Regions from separate parts of the Homo sapiens genome. Here region 2 is linked to region 1. Evidence: chromatin loops called from intact Hi-C (ENCODE). Cell type or tissue: right lobe of liver. All regions are shown on one strand. Each heading gives the region's core, and the rest is flanking DNA. Links, peaks and the distances in the headings are about the cores only.

Region 1 (10,052 bases), core at 886-8,885:
TCATCCTAATGGGTGTGGGGTGGTGTCTCATTGCAGTTTTGCTTTGCATTTCCCTAATGATTCATGATGTTGAGCATCCTTTCAAGTGCTTGCTGGCCATTTGTATACCTTTAGAAAAATGTCTAGTTAAGTCCTTTGCTCTTTTTTTTTTTTTTTTTGGAGGGGGTGGACAGAGTCTCACTGTGTCACCCAGGCTGGAGGGCAGTGCTGTGATCTCGGCTCACTTCAGCCTCCGCCTCCTGGGTTCAAGTGATTCTCGTGCCTCAGCCTTCCGAGTAGCTGGGACTACAGTCATGCACCACCATGCCATGCTAATTTTTGTGTTTTTTGTAGAGACGGGGTTTTGCCATGGTGGCCAGGCTGGTCTTGAACTCCTGACCTCAAGTGACCCACCCTCCTCGGCCTCCCAAAGTACTGGGATTATAGATGTGAGCCACAGTGCCTGGCTGCTTTGCTCATTTTTTAAATTGGGTTGGTGGTTTTTTTGTTGTTGAGTTTTAGTAGTTCTCTATATATCCTGTTTATTAATCCTTTATCAGGTATATGATTTTAAAATATTTTCTTCCATTCTGTGTGTGGTCTTTTTACTCTGTTGATAGTGTATTTTGATGCACATAAAAATTTAATTTTCATGAAGTCTAATTTGTCTTTTTATTTTGCTATTAGTGCTTTTGGTGTCATATGCAAGAAATCATTGCCAAATCCAGTGTCATGAAGCTTTTCCTCTATGTTTTCCTCTAGGAGTTTTATTGTTTTAGTCTTACATTTATGTCTTTGTTCCATTTTGAGTTAATTTTTATATATGCTATTAGGTAAAGATCCAGCTTCATTCTTTTGTGTGTGGATGTTCAGTTTTCCCAGCACCAGTTGTCGAAAAGATTGTTCTTTCACCATTAAATGGTCTTGGCACCCTCATCAGAAATCATTTGACTATACATCTGGGCTCTCTATTCTATCAGTCTGTATGTCTATCTTTATGTCAGTACCACACTGTTTAGATTACTGTAGCTTTGTAGTAAGTTTTGAAATCAGAAAATGTGACTTATCCAGCTCTGTTCTTCTTTTTCAAGATTGCTTTAGCTATTCGGGGCCCTTTGATATTTCATATGAATTTAGGATAGGTTTTTCTATTTCTGCAAAAAAGTAATGGTATTTTGGTAGAGATTGCATTACATTTATAGATTGTTTTGGGTATTATTGATATCTTAACAATATAAAGTCTTCCAATCCATGAGCATGGAATATGTTTCCATTTATTTATGTCTAATTTTTCTCACTAATGTTTTGTACTTTTCATTGTACAAGTCTTTCACCTCCTTAGTTAATTCCTACTTTTTTTTTTTTTTTTTGAGATGGAGTTTCACTCTTGTTGCCCAGGCTGGACGGTCCCATGTTTGGAACAGAGTGGGGCCGGGGGCCATTCCAGAAGAGTACCCAGGAGAGAATGGGCTCTGAGCCGGCTGCCCAGCCCCCTCCTGCTGTATGCGGCTCTGTGGAGAGCGCATGGCCTGTTTGAGGGCTTCTCCCCTCCCCTCTCTGCTGCCTGGTCCGCTGGAGCTCTCCCTTCGCCACCATGGGGCTCAGTTAAAGAAAACACTGATCCGAGCAGATGAGGGGAGGAACAGCCCTGCTGGGGACAGAGGTGGGCGTGGGGGCATGTTGTCTCCCCTGATGTGCAGGCGGTGGCTGGGGGAGTGTCGGGCGGGGGGAGTGTGGATGAAAGCCCAGACTCCAGCCTGTGGGTCCCATCTCTAGACTTCCCGACTCCCAGGTTCCCCAAAAGGTCTGTAGTGTCCCGGGCACCCAGGCCCCGATCTCAGATGGAGGGGGCACAGTGTCTCCCACAAGCGGCTCAGCCCAGCCTCAGGGCTCCTCACGCACACCCAGGGCCTCTGGAGTGGGCAACTCCTGCATCCTCTGCTTCCCTCAGCTCAAAACCAGGGCAAGTTCGAAATGCGTGCTCGCCCTTCTTGACCCCTGCTCAGCCGAGCCCCAGGTTGGGGGTGGGTATTGGAGGTGAGGCAGCCTCTGGCCTCATTGGAGGGGGTTGGTGGGCTGAGCAAACTGGCAGAGGATGTGCCCTACAGGGTGGGTGTGAGGTGGGGAGCAACTGAGGCAGATGCCTGTGTGGCCCTGCTGACCTAGCCCAGGCAGGGTGTGACAGGTCTGTCCAGCCCTGAGGGCACAGCTGTCTCCAGTCTCCAGCTCATTCCTGATCCCCAGGGTCACGTGTCCAGAAAACCTGGGCACTCAGATCAGCTGGGCACAGATGGCCTGTCCTGCCTCTGCACCCCCATAACTCCCTGTCAGCGCTGGCCCACACCTAATCAGCCAGCCAGTACCGAGGAGTGGGCCCAGCTTCCAGCGGGGAGGGCGCTGGCCAAGGTGCTGACCAAGCTGGCAGACACAGGAAACCAGCCTGTCCCTCTGCGGGCCTCTGCCTTGCTCCCACTGCACAGACCTGTGGGGAAGTGGAGGCCCAGGCCCCAACCCAGAGCAACTGGGGACAGCTGGGCTTGGTGGCTGGAGAGGGTTCTGATACCAGAAGTCTCCAGGGCAGCCCTGGCTCCCCATTTCCTCCCATGCCCATCCCATGCCCCAGAATGGTCACTTCGGCTGCTCCAGGAGGGGTGGGAGGGGCATTAAACCTATGAGAGAGGGGGTGGGGTCACAATCTTCAGCTGTAGTGGGCCGCTCTGGGTCACTGATAATGGAAGTGACGCCTGCACAGTAAGCACAGAAGTGTCTCAAGGCCTCTCTGCAAGCACAGAGCAGCCCAAGACTGGAGCCTGGTCCACCCCAGTGCTGTCCTCAGACTGATGGCCAGTGCCACATGACTCATCTAGGGTCTGATACATCCCTGTGGCAAGAGCTCAGTTCCTAGTCTGAAGGCTGCTGTGTGCAGGGACCCTGGAGGAAGAATGCTTGTTTGGGGGTCAGGCCTCAGCCTCCCACTGGCTATGTGAGCTTCGCCTGAGGTTCTCCATCTGTGCAATGGATGACGACGTCTTGATGTGGCTCTGGGAGGACCCGTTGAGCCACCGCAAGGGCTGAGATGGTGGCACTTGGCAGCCAGTACCCCCTGGGGAGGTGGCAGTGTGTGCACAGCCCACCCCTTCAGGAGGCCAGGGGGCAGAGTGGCTGGGGGGTGTCTGGGCCCCACCTCACCTTCTGTGCGACTGGGAATGGCATGCACTCCACAATGCCCTGGTAAGCCTAGGCTGGGACAAGGGTGATAGGGATAAAGCAGGCCAAGGTGATGAGGGCTACAGAGTGGCAACCAGAGGTGTGTGGACAGTGCAGCCTCCACACCAGGCAGAGGGCCCGGCCCATCCAGTATGTCTCCGTCCCGCGAAACTGCCTGCCACTGGGCTGAGATGGGAGCACCAGGGCTCTGGTAGGTCCTCACTTCCTCTGGACAAAGCAGGCAGGCCACCAGCCTTGCACCCTGCTCATGTCCCTCAGGGCCACCTCCATGGCCAGGGGCAGGCAGAGAGCACAGGGCTGCCCAGTCACCAGGTCTCTCTGCTTCATGTCAGTGGACCTGGGCTCTAAGGAGGGCCATCAAGGCCTCAGGCTGGCCCACTCCATCCCTGAGTCAGGGTCCTACAGACTGACACCAGGTGGGCCTGCAAGACCCTCATCTGCATGGTCCTCTCATGCAGGGTGGGCCTGGGGAGGACCCAGCCCGGCTGAGCTGACTCCCAGCACTTCTCCAGGTGCAGGGGCAGCCTGGCAGTTGTCTCAAGACCCCGGGATACACTTAGGAGCACATCAGTGAGGCCCGGTGGGTGCCCCGAGCAGAAAGCAGAGAAGGGACACCTGCACCCCTGTGTGCAGGGGTGTCACTGGGTTCTTTGGCCCCATGCCCGTCCCCCCTCCCCCCTGCCCCATGAGAGCTGGCTTGGTAGAGTGGGGGATACTAAGGAGGTGGCCTCCGAGAGCGTCTTCTGGGTTTGGAGTCCCCATTCCGCAGGCGGGAAGAGGTGGGAGACCCCTGAAGGGTTACGGGTAACATCAGGCCTGGATCCCGTCCCTAGGGTGGTGCAGAGAGGGCCACAAAGGCCCAGGAGGGCCCCCAGAACTCTCTTAAGCCTAAGAAACAGTGCAGAGCCTGTTTCTTACTGAAAAATGGGGGCGACCGTGCTCCAGCAAGGGCTTCTGTGCAGGGGGCCGGCGGGGAGGGGTTCATGGGTTTCGTGAGGCCAGGAAGGGAGTGGGTAGGCAGAGGCCATGCCCAGGCCTCCGGACAAAGCCCTTGCCCGCTTGGGGAGCGGGCCAGCTTAGGCCGCCACACTCTCAGGCCTGGGGCCTGGCCCACTGCGGCCCGGGCCGCCATCCCCTCGGCCTCCTGCAGGGGCCGCCGCCTCTTTAGGAATACACCACCTTTGTCTGGGCCCGCGCGGCGCGGGTGCACTGCGCTGGCTGAGCGCCTCCTGCTGCCTGGCCTGCAGCGCGCCCCGGCCCGCTGCGCCGCCCAAGAACCCCCCTCCGCCCCCCTCGCGCCCGCGCTCCCGCCGGCCCGTGCTCCCCAGCCCCAGCCCGGGCCCGCGCCCGCGCCGGCGCCCAGGTGAGCGCCCCGCCCACCGCGAGGCCCAGCCCGGGTCCGCCCCCGGCCCGCCCTGGCCGGCCCAGGGGAACTGGGCGGATTCCTCGAGTGTCAAACCACCTGATTCCATAAGACATTCATCCTCCCGGAGGCCCGCGCCGCCCTCGCCCTGCACGCCTAGCGTTGTCCCGCGGCCAGGCCCGGCCGGAGCGGCGGCGCCTGGATGTGGACCTGGCTGCGGGGAGACGGGCGCCGGCCCCAAAGCGACTTTCGGTCCTCGACGCGCCCCGCCCCACCCCTGCGATGAAGAGGGCGTCTGCTGGAGGTGAGTGTCTGCGGTGCGGGCCTAAGCTGGCAGTCAGGCCCTTGGATGGGGAAACAGGCAAGTTAGGGGGGGCCTAAAAGAGGTGGATGGGGTAGGTGGAGCCGTAGACAGATTCTGGGGAGAGGACTAGCTTCCAGGTCGAATCCCTAGCGAAGCCTTGCCCATCATCCAAGCCCCACACACCACTGACCCCGCCCCCTCCCAGTCCAAGGGCAGCCTGGACCCGCTAGATAAGCCGCTGGACTTGGGGCCGGCGCTGCCCCCCCAAGATGGAGGCTGGCACGTTCAGCAGTGACCTGCAGACCCCACGCCCAGGCAGTGTTGGTGAGGTCGGGGCAGCCACACCTGGGGAGGGACATGGGTTGACCCCCATCTGACCTCAGTCTGACAGTGGTCTACATCCCCAGAGAGTGCCCTGTCGGTGCAGAGGACCAGCCTCCGCCACCCCCCGACGCCTGCCATGTACAAGTTTAGGCCGGCTCACGGGTCCTAAGGCACCTTCTGTGGATGAGGCGAGCAGGTAAAGAGGCGTGGCCTGCCCCCCACTCCTCCCCCGCCTTGCCCCCTGCCCCCTGCACGCCCAAGCCCTGTCCCCCCAGGCCTGCCTCCAGGAGCTCTCCCCACAGCTTTCACCCCGTGAAGGGCCCCCCCTGAGCCCTGCCTCTCCAGCAGAGGCCACATCCCCTGAGGCCACACCCCTCAGGGCTCTGCCTGGGTCACCAAGGGCCTTGTGTGACTGGTAGGACCCTGCCTGTGTGCACCCAGAGCTGGGACCCACGGAGAGGAGCAGGGTGTCCTGGAAGGGGCTGGCACGGGACGTCCAGGCTTGGCATCTGTCCCTTGGCCAGCGTTGTCCTAGGCCAGGTGGGCGGCTGGCTCCAGGAGCACTGGGTACCAGGATGCGTGGAATTCCACCATTAGTCACTCTGTAAGGCCTATGGGAAGACTTTGGAAGAATTTGAGACCTGCTGGAGAAAGCACATTTTTCTTCCCTGAGTTGCATGAGTGCTCTGTGGTCACTGGAATGGTGAGCAGCGCAGGGCGGTCTTTGCAGTGATCAGGAATGCTGAACAGCCCCAGGGCGCCGTCCCTCCTTCTGGGCCACCCGGAGAGGCAGGCCTGTGGCTGGGCCCGTGCACCCAGACCAGCCCCATCCCTGGGGACCTCTCCCCTCAGGATTGATGTCCTTCCTGGAGAGAGTCACATGGTGGAGCAGTGAGTCTAGGCTCCTTGTCAAGGGTCTGAGTCTGCAGGCATGCAGGGGCCATGCCTCTCAGGAGGCGGTAGCCCTGCTTGGAGATGAGGGCTCCGGGTATGTCATCTTCCTGGGACTCCTGGGTCCAGTGGGGGATTGGGTCTGGTTGGCCAAGTGCATTGAGCCTACATTGGCCCTGATCGCCTTCTGGCTTTGTGGTTCCTGAGGCTCTTGTCCCTAGCCCAAGCCCAAGCCCATGCCCACGTGCCCATCAAAGAGGCTAGACGAGGCCCCTCCTCCCTGTGGTTGCCCTGAGTGGTAGGCCCCTGGGACTGCGTAGCTCAAAAGGCTGAGCCCTGGGTGTCTGCAGTAGCCAGCTGTGGCCTCCCTCCCGCTGCAGAGCCCCTGCCCCTCAGCCATGGATGCTCAGGGACAGGGCCATGGGTCACTATGTGGCTCTTAACGGCTCCTTGAGGCCCAGTTCCTGAGGCCGCGGTGCCAGGTGTGGACCCCGTGGGTGCTGACTGGCAGCTGCAGGCAGGGTAGCAGGTGGGCAGTGGTGAGAATGCCTTCTCCCTACAGGTTCCAGGCCCCGATTCCCTTATCCTGGGGGACGACAGCATCCATAGCCTGGACTTTGTGTCGAGCCGAGCCTGGACTTCCCTGACTATGGGCCCGGGGGCCTGCACGCAGCCTACCTGCCATCCCCACCGCTCAGCGCCTCTGATGCCTTCTCATTGCTTTGTGCTCCCTGAGCCTCAAGGCCTCAAGCCGGCAGGGCGGGGACTACGTGGCCCTGCAGCCCCTGTGCTCCGAGGGTGGGCCTCCCATGCCCCACCGTAGCATCTTTGCCCCCCCATGCACTGCCCAACCACAATCGCAGCCTGTCCTACAATAATGTGCTCAACCCTGGCTCGCCTGGTGGCCACGCCTGCCTCGCCCATCCAGCAGTTGGCGTGGCCGGATACCACTCACCCTACCTGCACCCTGGGGCAACGGGCGACCCACCATGGCCCCTGCCCCACAGCTTCAGTCCCGTGCTGGGCCCCCGGCCCCAGGAGCCCTCGCCTGTGCTCTACGACATCCTGTCCAGGACCATCATGGCATCCATCCAGGAGCGCAAGGACAGGGAGGAGCGTGAGTGCCTGCTGCGCTCCCAGGCCGACTCACTCTTCGGCGACTCAGGCGTCTATGATGCTCCCAGCTCCTACAGCCTGCAGCAGGCCAGTGTGCTGTCTGAGGGCTTCCGAGGTCCTACGCTGTGCTACAGCTCTACAGATGACCTTGTGGCCAGGCCCGGCTTCGGCGGCGCCTGCAACCCTGTCCTGCAGACATCATTGTCCTCGCTTTCCAGCTCCGTGAGCCGTGCACTGCGGACGTCGTCCTCCTCCCTGCAGGCTGATCAGGTCAGCAGCAACGCCCCGGGGCCCCGGCCCAGTAGTGGCTCACACAGGTCGCCCGCACGCCAGGGCCTGCCCTCCCCGCCCGGCACTCCCCACTCACCATCCTACACAGGCCCCAAAGGTGTCACCTTCATCCAAATGGACCTCCTAGAGCCACCGCCCTCGCTGACCGTGCAGAGGTGGGTGCTGGGAGGTGCGGGTGGGCTTCCTGGCACAGGGCAGCTGTCCAGCCGTCTGCAGGGCCCCTCTTGGCTGGGCACTCATAGGTCATCCCAGGGGCCTGAGTTTTTCTCTGGGGACGGGACAGGGAGGATGCGCCTCACCCTGCATTGAAGGCTTTGGCTAGCCCGTGTGGCCCAGCTCTGAGGATGTCCTGGGCATGCTCTGGGGACAGGGTATGAGAATTTGTGTCCTGATCCCAATGACTTGTTCTTCCAGAGCTGGCACAGACCCAGCACGTAGGAGGCCATGGGGCTTTCTCTTTGGGGTCAGTATCATGTGGCAGCCTGGGCCTCCTTTAGGCTGTGGCTCTGGCATCCTGGGTCACAGTGGCCCTGTCTACCCGGTGCTCTCCCTGGGCCTGCTTTGCTGCATCTCTAGGAGGCTGGGGCTGAGGACATTACCTCGCAGCAGAATGTGCCTCCCTGGGTGGCCGGGCCCTGGCCCTCCCTGTGGGACATAGTTCTGGGAAGCAGGGGCTTCCCTGCTCGTAGTGGGGAAACTGAGGACTGGAGAAAGCAGGCTGGCTCCAGGCACCCAGCAGGTTGGTAACTGAGAGAGCGGGGTCAGCTGGCTTGTAGGCCCAGGCCCAGGTAGGAGAGCTGCACACCTGCTGGGGCCAGGACCCACGCCACGGACGCATGGTGTCCTCACGGCATCTGTCGTCTGTCACCCCGTCTGGGCCTGGAAACCTCAAGCACAGGCTCAGCTGTTTCCTGTCGTCAGATGCGGCCCCAGGGGGAGAGCCCAGCCCCGCCCAGCCCAGCCCAGGCCACTTGGCCACAAAGGGGCTGAGGGCACAGCAGTCCAGCCCTGAGGAGGCCTCCCCTACCCCACAGGGTAGGAGTCTGTTCAGCTTTTGTGGAGTTGGGGAGGAGGCTGCCACTGGGAGTGATGAGTGGGGAGCCCGAGACCTAGAAGTGGGCAGCATTGCAGCCAGGCAGGGATCGCAGCCCGGGGACAAAGGGCTCTCACCTTGAGAAGGTTTAAGCAGCAAGGATAGAGCTGCTGTTGGTCAGCGCTGGTGGGCAGGAGGGCAGCCCCTCGTTTTCCTGAGAGAGAGCAGGAATGAGGCCAGGCAGAGTGGCCGGGCTCCCAGTGCAGAGCAGGGCAGGGGCTCCATTCAGTGCCCACCTGACTGCCCCATGCTCTCTGTGGCCAGTGCTGCCTAGGGACCCAGGGACTTGGGAGGGTGGTGGCAGTTCTGACAACATCTGTCCTGTGATGGCACAGCCGCTCCCCAGGCAGGCTCTGCATCTCCCTCCTACTTTCTGGGTGAACCCTCCGAGCCTAGAGGGCAGGGACTGCCCAGGGCCCCACGACATGGCTACACCAGTCCACGTCTGTGTCGTCTCTGTCCTGTTGCCTCCTCCGTCCTCTGTCCCCGTGTTCGTGTGTTCACCGTGTGCATGCGTGTATGTGCTTGTTTTGATGCAGGGACCACCCTCAGCTGAAGACTCCCCCAGGTAAGCTTAATGGGCAGTCTCTGGGCCTGGCCCGGCTGGGACCTGCCACAGGCCCCCCAGGGCCCTCTGCCAGATCTATGTGGCACACGCTGGTTAAGAAGGTGTCTGGCGTGGGTGGGACCATGTACGAGATCCTGGTGTGAGGACTGACCACCACCCATCCGCCGTGGTGCCACGGGGACCAGGACCCCGCAGCACACCCCCGTTCCCCATCAACTTCTCTGCCCCAGGGACCCAAGGCCACCCCAGCCTGGTGTGGACCCATCGGCGGGAGAGAGTGCCACGCCTCCACAGCTTGCCGCAAGCGCTCTGCCTGCCTGTCCACTCATCTGCCCGTCCACTCATCTGCCCATGGGGAAGTTGGCTCACTGGGCCAAGGGCCACTGGGCTGGTCTGTGTCTGGGCCCATCCCATGGCTGGGGCAGTGAGGGGGCCCAGTCAGTCTCTTTGGGGCACGCTCTCTCAGCCAGGCTTGGCTCACTCCCATCACCCATGCACCCCAGGTCATTGCCAGGCCAGCCCCCAACGGTCCCCTTACGGATGGGTCCCAGAGATCGACAGAGGCACCCAGGGCCCCCGCCGTCCTTCCGACACAGCCTGTGGGTTCCCAGACCGAGTGTCCCCAGCCAGGCTACTCCTAACACGTTGCCTTTCATGGACCCCGCTGGAAGCTCGTAGCTTGGCAAGGCCAATGATGCTTCTGCTCTGATCTGCTCTGGGTAGTGGTGGATGGGTGGACAGATGGCCAGCCATGTGTCAGTGTTCCGGCCGCCGCCGTCCCTTTCACCAAAGCCTGAACCTTTTTTTATGCTCTTATGGGAGGCAACGGGGCAGGCGGGAGCAGGCACGGGGGTGATGCTGCCACGGGGCCTGTGACACCCAGAGCCTCCTCCCC
Region 2 (8,000 bases), core at 1-8,000, 110 kb before region 1:
TAACAAGTGCTTACTTTGGGCTAGGTGTTGTAAATGCTTTAGCTCAGCAAATCCTCAAACAAGCACGTTAATGACCCTGTTTTATAGGTGGAGAAGCCGCCACTCCGAGAAGGGAAGTAAGTTGCCCAAGGCCACACAGCCAATTAGCAGAAGAACTGGGATTAAACCAGGCAGGCCTGTGCAGCTCTAAAGACCTCGCTGTAACCTTAGGTTCCTGGCCCTCCCTACTGAGCTCCTCTGAGGCTACCAAACCAGTGTCTGCAGTGACAGCATCTTTAGCCTTCCCTGGGGCTGCTGGGCTAATAGGGCCTTAATAAAGCCAGCAGAGGCATCTGCAGCTTTGCAGGGCAGGAGCTGAGGGGCCTGGTGCAGAAGATGTGTCCTGATGAAAATATCAGGTGGGGAGGGGGAGGGGACCATGGGGTGAGCCGCCTGCTCATGTCTCCAGCTTCCTGACCTCTGTGGCTGAGTCACTGGAAGCCTCCAGGTGCAGGGGACAATCAATTCCATCACTCATTCCATCCATGTTGGCTTACTTCCTTTCATCCATCCATCCATCCATCCATCCATCCATCCATCCTCCCAATCACTCATCCTCCCTCCCGTGCTGCCATGCATCCACCCATCCATGAATCCACTCAGCTACCCATTCCTTCCCTCCTTTCCTCCTTTCATTCTCTCCTTCCTTCTGCCCATCTGTCCATCCAGTGTTTACTGAGCACCTATCTTGAGCCAAGCCTTATGTGACGTGCCCAGGTTCCTCCCTCTGAGGGACTCACATTCTCAAAAGGATGCAAAACAACTAACCCCAAGTGCCCAGGGCCCTAGGAGAGGAGAGGGCATCTCAGGGGCTCTGACACTGGGCTCTGCACACCTTCCTCAGCCAAGGCCGCCAGGTGACCTTGGGCCGATCACACTCCCTGGGGACCTCTCTTCTACATATTCAAAAAAGGGTGTGCTTGTCCATTCGGCTGTTATGACAAAATACCTTAGACTGGGTTATTTATAAACAAATTTATTGTTCACAGTTCTGGAGGCTGGGAAATCCAAGATGAATGTGCCTGCAGATTCGGTGTCTGATGAGGGCCGTTTCCTCATAGATGCCTTATAGCCTTGTCCTCACGTGGTGGAAGGGGTGAGCAGGCTCCCCAGGCCTCTTGCCTAAGAGCATGAATTCCATTCATGAGGATAGAGCCCTCATGACCTAATCACCTCCCAGAAGCCTCACCTCTTTTTTTTTTTTTTTTTTTTGAGACGGAGTCTCACTCTGTTGCCCAGGCTGGAGTGCAGTGGCGCGATCTCAGCTCACTGCAAGCTCCACCTCCCGGGTTCACACCATTCTCCTGCCTCAGCCTCCCCAGTAGCTGGGACTACAGGCGCCCCCCCACCATGCCTGGCTAATTTTTTGTATTTTTAGTAGAGATGGGGTTTCACCGTGTTAGCCAGGATGGTCTTGATCTCCTGACCTCGTGATCCACCCACTTCGGCCTCCCAAAGTGCTGGGATTACAGGCGTGAGCCATTGCCCCAGGCCAGAATCCTCACCTTTTAATACACATTGCAGATAATGGTGTTTTTTTGTTTTGGTTTGGTTTGGTTTGGTTTTTGTTTGTTTGTTTTGAGACAGGGTCTCCCTCTGTCACCCAGGCTGCAGTGCAGTGACCTCATCTTGACTCACTACAGTCTCGGCCTCCCAGGTTCAAGCAATCCTCCCTCCTCAGCTTCCCGAGTAGCTGAGATTACAGGTATGTGCCACCACACCTGGCTAATTTTTGCATTTTTTGTAGAGACGGGGTTTCACCATGTTGGCCAGGCTGGTCTGGAACTCCTGACCTCAGGTGATCCACCCGCCTCAGCCTCCCAAGGTGCTGGGATTACAGGCATGAGCCACCAAGCTTGACGCAGATTATGTCTTGACATACGAATTTTGGGGGGAGGGGGGTCAGGTCATGGTAAATGTGGTGCATTGTGATGTCTCCTATTCTGTATTTCTACAATCCCAAACAGGTGAGTAAGAACCCAACTAACTACTCCCCCGAGCACCCATTCCCACCCCGGCCTCTGGGATCTGCCTCCAACACCTGCAGGTTCCCCAGATTGAGGTCCAGGTCCGCTCCAATTGACCCAGACAAGCTGCGGTGGGACCTGGCAGAGGTGGGGGCCGGGGCAGAGCACTGGACTCAGAAGCAAGAGGCCAGGGGCGGGGTCTGGCTCTGTCCTGTGATGTGTGACCCTGAGGAAATGGCATTCCAGAGCTCAGATGAAATACCTTAGAGACTCGGGAAATGTCAGCTGTTGGGGGCATTACTGTTATAATTATTGCTGTCATATTGTTGCTACAAAAGAAGCTGGTTAGAGCCACTGGCTTTGGGAGGCATCGTTCATTCGGTGGTTACCACTCGTTCACCCACTCACTCAATAAAAATTTATTACTGTGGCTGGGCATGGTGGCTCACACCTGTAATCTCAGCACCTTGGGAGGCCGAGGCGGGCGGATCACCTGAGGTCAGGAGTTCGAGACCAGCCTGGCCAACATGGTGAAACCCTGTTTCTACTAAAAATACAAAAATTAGCCAGGCATGGTGGCGGGCACCTGTAATCCCAGCTATTTGGGAGGCTGAGGCAGGAGAATCGCTTGAACCCTGGAAGCCGAGGTTGCAGTGAGCTGAGATTGTGCCATTGCACTCCAGCCTGAGCAACCAGAGCAAAACTCTGTCTCAAAAAAAAAAAAAAAAATGGCCAGGTAAGGTGGCTCACGCCTGTAATCCCAGCACTTTGGGAGGCCGAGGCGGGTGGATCATGAGGTCAGCAGATCGAAACCATCCCGGCTAAGACGGTGAAACCCCATCTCTACTAAAAATACAAAAACTTAGCCAGGCATGGTGGCGGGTGCCTGTAGTCCCAGCTATTTGGGAGGCTGAGGCAGGAGAATGGCGTGAACCCAGGAGGCGGAGCTTGCAGTGAGCCGAGATCGCACCACTGCACTGCAGCCTGGGCGATAGAGCAACACTCCAACTCAAAAAAAAAAAAAATTTATTACCGTGATCTGTGCCACGTGTTGGGCCCTGAGCCAAGTGCTGGGGAAGATACTAGGTAAGACAGGATCCTGCCCTCCAGAGAGGGCGTTGAACAGGTAGGTGTCACCTCGATTGCCAGGTCCCCATTTAATAGAGGCTGTGTTGAGGATTCTGAGACTACATCTCGGCTTAGAGGGAAAGAGTGCTGTGATCAATTAGTAATGTCTGCCACATTCACAGGGAGAGGAGTCTACACTAAGGCATTTCCTGGCCTTAACACTAAAGAATAGGCAGGATTGGCCGGGCGCAGTGGCTCACGCCTGTAATCCCAGCGCTTTGGGAGGCTGAGGCAGGTGGATCACGAGGTCAGGAGATCGAGACCTTCCTGGCTAACACAGTGAAACCCCGTGTCTACTAAAAATACAAAAAAATTAGCCAGGCGTGGTTGCAGGTGCCCGTAGTCCCAGCTGCTGGGGAGGCTGAGGCAGGAGAATGGTGTGAACCCGGGAGGCGGAGCTTGCAGTGAGCCAAGATCGCACCACTGCACTCCAGCCTGGGAGACAGAGCAAGACTCCGTCTCAAAAAAAAAAGAATAGGCAGGATCTCAGACAGGAGACCCTCGTGACTGTGTGACTGTGGTTGCCTGACACACGACCAGAGACAGCAAGTCATTGACCTACTGCTTGCCTCGTTTTACCTGTTTGCGAAGCAGAGATGCCAACATGGGACTCACTGCATTTTTAGAAGGAGCTAGAGCTGGACAGCCCAGCCTTCCTGTTTTAACCCAGCCTCCTCTGGGCTGGAGTGAGGATCAAGTGTGAGATGCCCCTAAATGGAAACACATCGCGCTCAGCAGATGCCTGGTGGACGGCCGACCAGGAGCTGGAGCTGCAGCAAGAGCACAAGAGAGCTGGGCTTCCAGCTGCTCTGCCATTGGCCCTGCTTGGGCCTCAGCTTCTCCATATGCTCAGTGCGTGCTTGGAGGATGGAAGTGTTTTGGGGCCTCTGGAATCCGCTGTCTTGTGATGCCTGCAATGCTGAGACCTGGGGTCGGGGGAGCAGAATGAAAGCGGAGCCCAGGAGGGCAGATGGTGGGAAGGAGCACTCCAGTGCCCCATGTGGTGGGAGGCTGGGTGGGCAGAGGGGAGAGGGAGGACATGGGGAAGGGCAAGGAGAGGCCACCACTGCTGGATCTTCCCGAGGGCTGTCTAACTCCCTCCCGAGGGCTGTCTAGCTCCATCAGGGGGCGCTTCCCCATGCACCCCCATCCCAGGTGTTATCTCGAGCAAGGAAGGGCAGAGGGAAGAGAGGGTGGGCAATGTGGGGGCCCCAGGGAGTGTTGGAGGGGCTGAGGCCCTGATAGGTGGGCGCCTGAGTTCTGAAGAGGCCCTGGCAGTGATGACCCCTGGCTCCAAGACTGGAACCCAGGAGCAGCAGGCTGGGGCAGAAGACGCAGGCCAAGCCCCAGTACTCAGGAGCATTGGGGAAACCAGGGCAGCTCCCGGAGAGGCCAAGGTGACCCTCAGACCCTAAAAACAGACTGGCCACGTCTCCCAGGTGGATGCAGCAGTTTCTCCATGAGCATGACTTGGGGATTTAGGGCACTGAGACTCTGCTACCCACCCCCCTTAAAAATCCCTTGTGACTCCCAGTTGTCCTGAAGGGGAACCCCAAACTCCTCAGAGGCAGCACATGCTGGTGGGTGAGAATTGGGAGCCTGAGTCCAAGTTCCAGCCTGGCCACTATCGGCTGTGTGACCACCAGTAACTCGCCTAACCTCTCTGGGCCTCATGGGCTCGTTGGAGGATGTGGTGAGCGAGTGACTGAGATGAGCTTAGCACAGTGCCGGCCACACTGCCATTGTTCAGTGCCGGGTGGCTGTGCTTACCACCACTGCTGGCTGTAACTGGCAGAGCAGGGCATAGAAGGTCTTGGCCACTTGAACCCTAGTTGGCCTATCCTTTCTCATCGGCTCCAGCTCCACCCGCTGATGCCGCCCCAACACCAAGCTGCTCTCTGTTCCCTCAACACTCCTTGGTCTTTCATGCCACTGGGCCTTTGCTTCTGCTGTGCCCCCGTCAGGAATGCCCTTTCCCCTCCAGGCTGCTTCCAGACTCTGCCGGTTGTCGAGTGCCCTGGAAACCCGCTCACCCTGCAGGAGTTACTCAGTGTCCTGTGTGCATCCAGACCTTGGTGTGTGGTATCGAGCCTGTCTCCTGTCTGAGTCTGTGACTTCTCAGGCGCACATGTCGTGGCCTATTCATTTTCTTATCCTCGTTGCCCAGCGCCGCGCCTGTCACACGGTGGGTGCTCCGTAGAGTGGGCTGGAGGATAGAAGCAATCAATCCCCAATACCGTGGACGTGCTTGGTGGCAGGAGATGCTTTGCTTCGATGAAATGCTCCGCCTCCAGGTTAGTGCTTTGCATGAGGGATAGGGACATGGAGGCGCCACGAAGGATCAGCAAGGCCCCTAATGACTCCTTTCTCTCCTCACCCCTCCTCTGCCTCTTATTCCTGCCCTGAGCAGGCATTGAGCTCCTGGGGTTGGGCAAGGAAGGGAGAGCAAGTGGCAGGGGGTGGGTGGGCAGCAGGTTCCCAGTCCTGCAGGCGCTGCTGGGATCAGGATGCCACCCTCGCCACCCTGGGAGTTGTCTGCAGCACAGGGGCAGCTGGAGGTGGAGGTCGTGTGCTCCATGGACAGGTGGGGGTCATGTGCTCCATAGGGTGCCCGGCTGGGCCCTTGTCCCCAGTGCCCTCCCTGGCTGCCAGACCTCTCACTGTGAGGCAGCCAGGTCTCTCCCTGTCCTGGCAGAGGGAAGGCTGTTGCTCCCATCTGGCTCTGCTCCTGGCCATCTGCCCTCTGACCCCACCTGCCCCAGGATGAGTCCCTGCAGAATGCTCGAGTTAAACAGAGTCTGAGGGAGTAGTGAGTCCAGCCTTCCCATTTGGCAGATGAGAAAACTGAGGCCCAGGGAGGCAAAGAGCCTTGTCTGAGGTCACACCAGGAACGCAGAGTTCCATCTATGGCTTGATGTTCTTCCAGGACAGGAGAAGACCTTGGTTTTGACCCTGAGGAAACAGCAAAACTTGGACCTTGAAGACAGGAGATTGCCATGACTAATTTGGGGGCAGGCGGTGTGACTTTGAGTATGTTACCTAACCTTGCTGAGCCACGTGGTACTGGTGAGGATTCGGTGAGATGACAACTGGTCACAGCATGGCAGGCCTCCTGGCATGTCCCTGACTCTCCTTCAACAGGAGCTTTCGATATATTAGGGAGCAGGTAAGCCTCACCTTGAACAAATCCAACTGATGACACTTGTTTTTATGCAGACATAGCGGTTCCCCTGACCTTTGTGATAGTGTGGGATGACCATGTGTGATGGAGAAGGGCCCACGGCAGGTTTCTCTGGGTATAGTTAGGCGGGACCAGATGTACATCCTGCTCTGCCCCCAGAAGCTGCAACTCGAGAGGGGCTTGGTGGCTCTGGGCCTCATCTTGCCCATCTGCAAAATGGGAGCAATGGCACTTCCCTCTCCAGGCTGTTGTGCCCCTTGGTGAGATCACTTCGGGATGTAGAGCCTTGTGAGCGCAGGCCTCCCAGAAGTCCATCTTCCTCACCAACAAATGACCCGGTTCCGGAGAAAGATCTCGCCTTTGGTTGCAAGGTAAGCCAGGTAGACCTGGCCTCAGGGCCTGGGTTTCCTGGGGAGGGATGGGGTCTCAGAGCTCCTGGGCTGAGTGAGTCGAGTCCCCCCAGGAACAGGAAGCTCTGCCCATCTGCAGCCCTGTCCACAGCTGGTCATCCCTTCCTCCCCATGCTGCTGGAAGCTTGGGACCCACCGGGCCCTCCCCGCTGCTGCTGGGTGCCACGTGGCTGCCGTTTGCCGAGGAGCGGGTGGGGCAGAGGGGTGTACATTTTCCAGGCGATGTTTCCCTGGCAGCTCTGAAAATTAACTGGCCGTTAATGTGGCATACTATTTATTTTAATTAGCAGGAAATTGACCAATTTCTTAATAAGAGGCTTTGTGGAAGCCAAACCTGTATTTGGGGTTGGCGGTGTGTGTGGTGGGGGAGGCGGTGATCAGACAAGAATGACACCCACAGCCCAAGAGGGGACCTTCAGGCACCACAGATGAGGTGGACAGAGTGACGGGACAGAGCAGCAGGGCCTGGAGAAACATTAGGGGGCAGCAGGAGGAGAGGGCTCTGGGCCAGGGGACCTGCAGAGGGCCGGGGGACATGGCCACAGGCCTCTGTGGGATCTGACTTCACTGATCTCTGCTTTTGACTTTGGCCTGGTGGGGTCAAATCCCTGATCTCTGTGTCAGGACTGTGCCTCTTGCCTCTAGCAACACCCCTTTCCCATTGGAGGAATTAACAGAGCAAATCAGTACCTGTGCGGGATTTCCTAAAGGCTCCCATTGTTTTTCTTTCTTTCTTTTTTTTGAGATGGAGTCTTGCTCTGTGGCCCAGGATGGGGTGCAGTGGCATGATCTCGGCTCACTACTACCTCTGCCTCCCGGGTTCAAGTGATTCTCCTGCCTCAGCCTCCTGAGTAGCTGGGACTACAGGCATGAGCCACCACGCCTGGCTAATTTTTGTGTTTTTAGTAGAGATGGGGTTTCACCATGTTGGCCAGGCTGGTCTTGAGCTACTTACTGACCTCAGGTGATCCACCCACCTCGGCCTCCCAAAGTGCTAGGATTACAGGCGTGAGACACCGCACCCGGCACCTGTTGCTTTTCTTAGATCCGACAGAATCACCAAGGTCCCCTAAGCACTTGTGCTGTGATGAGTTTCCCCATTTTACCAATGGGGAAACTGAGGCCCAGAGAGATGCCGTGTTTTGCTGGAGCCCCACAGATAACCCTACTCATCCTTCAGGTCAGCCTTCAACATAATGGTCTCAGGGGAGGCTGCCCTGACTCCCGGGTGGAGCTCAGGGCCCTGTTCCACTCTCACACGTATCCTGCACTTCT

Evidence for each region. Hi-C counts contacts between places; a loop is a spot of excess contacts. Peaks named below come from ENCODE experiments on the same cell type or tissue, not always from the same donor. Only the 100,000 strongest peaks of a DNase experiment are listed, where the experiment ranks them.
Region 2: it touches region 1 in a loop (2.3-fold over the local background); 7 of 110 quality-filtered maps call a loop at or near these places.

Annotation. Positions count from the first base shown.
Region 1 is chr22:23,397,183-23,407,234 of GRCh38, reverse strand. It overlaps the pseudogene ZDHHC8BP. Among named protein-coding and RNA genes, the nearest start is that of LINC01659, 31 kb to the left of the region's middle. RefSeq lists enhancers at 6,918-7,691, 7,781-8,335. In right lobe of liver, for the core only: a CTCF peak has its summit at 4,394; no DNase peak of the experiment used is centred there; H3K4me3 peaks cover 734 bases.
Region 2 is chr22:23,510,704-23,518,703 of GRCh38, reverse strand. It overlaps LINC02557 (long intergenic non-protein coding RNA 2557), which reads left to right and starts at 5,370. Exons shown (of 3, transcript XR_938072.2): 1 at 5,370-5,428; 2 at 6,061-6,686. In right lobe of liver, for the core only: no CTCF peak of the experiment used is centred there; no DNase peak of the experiment used is centred there.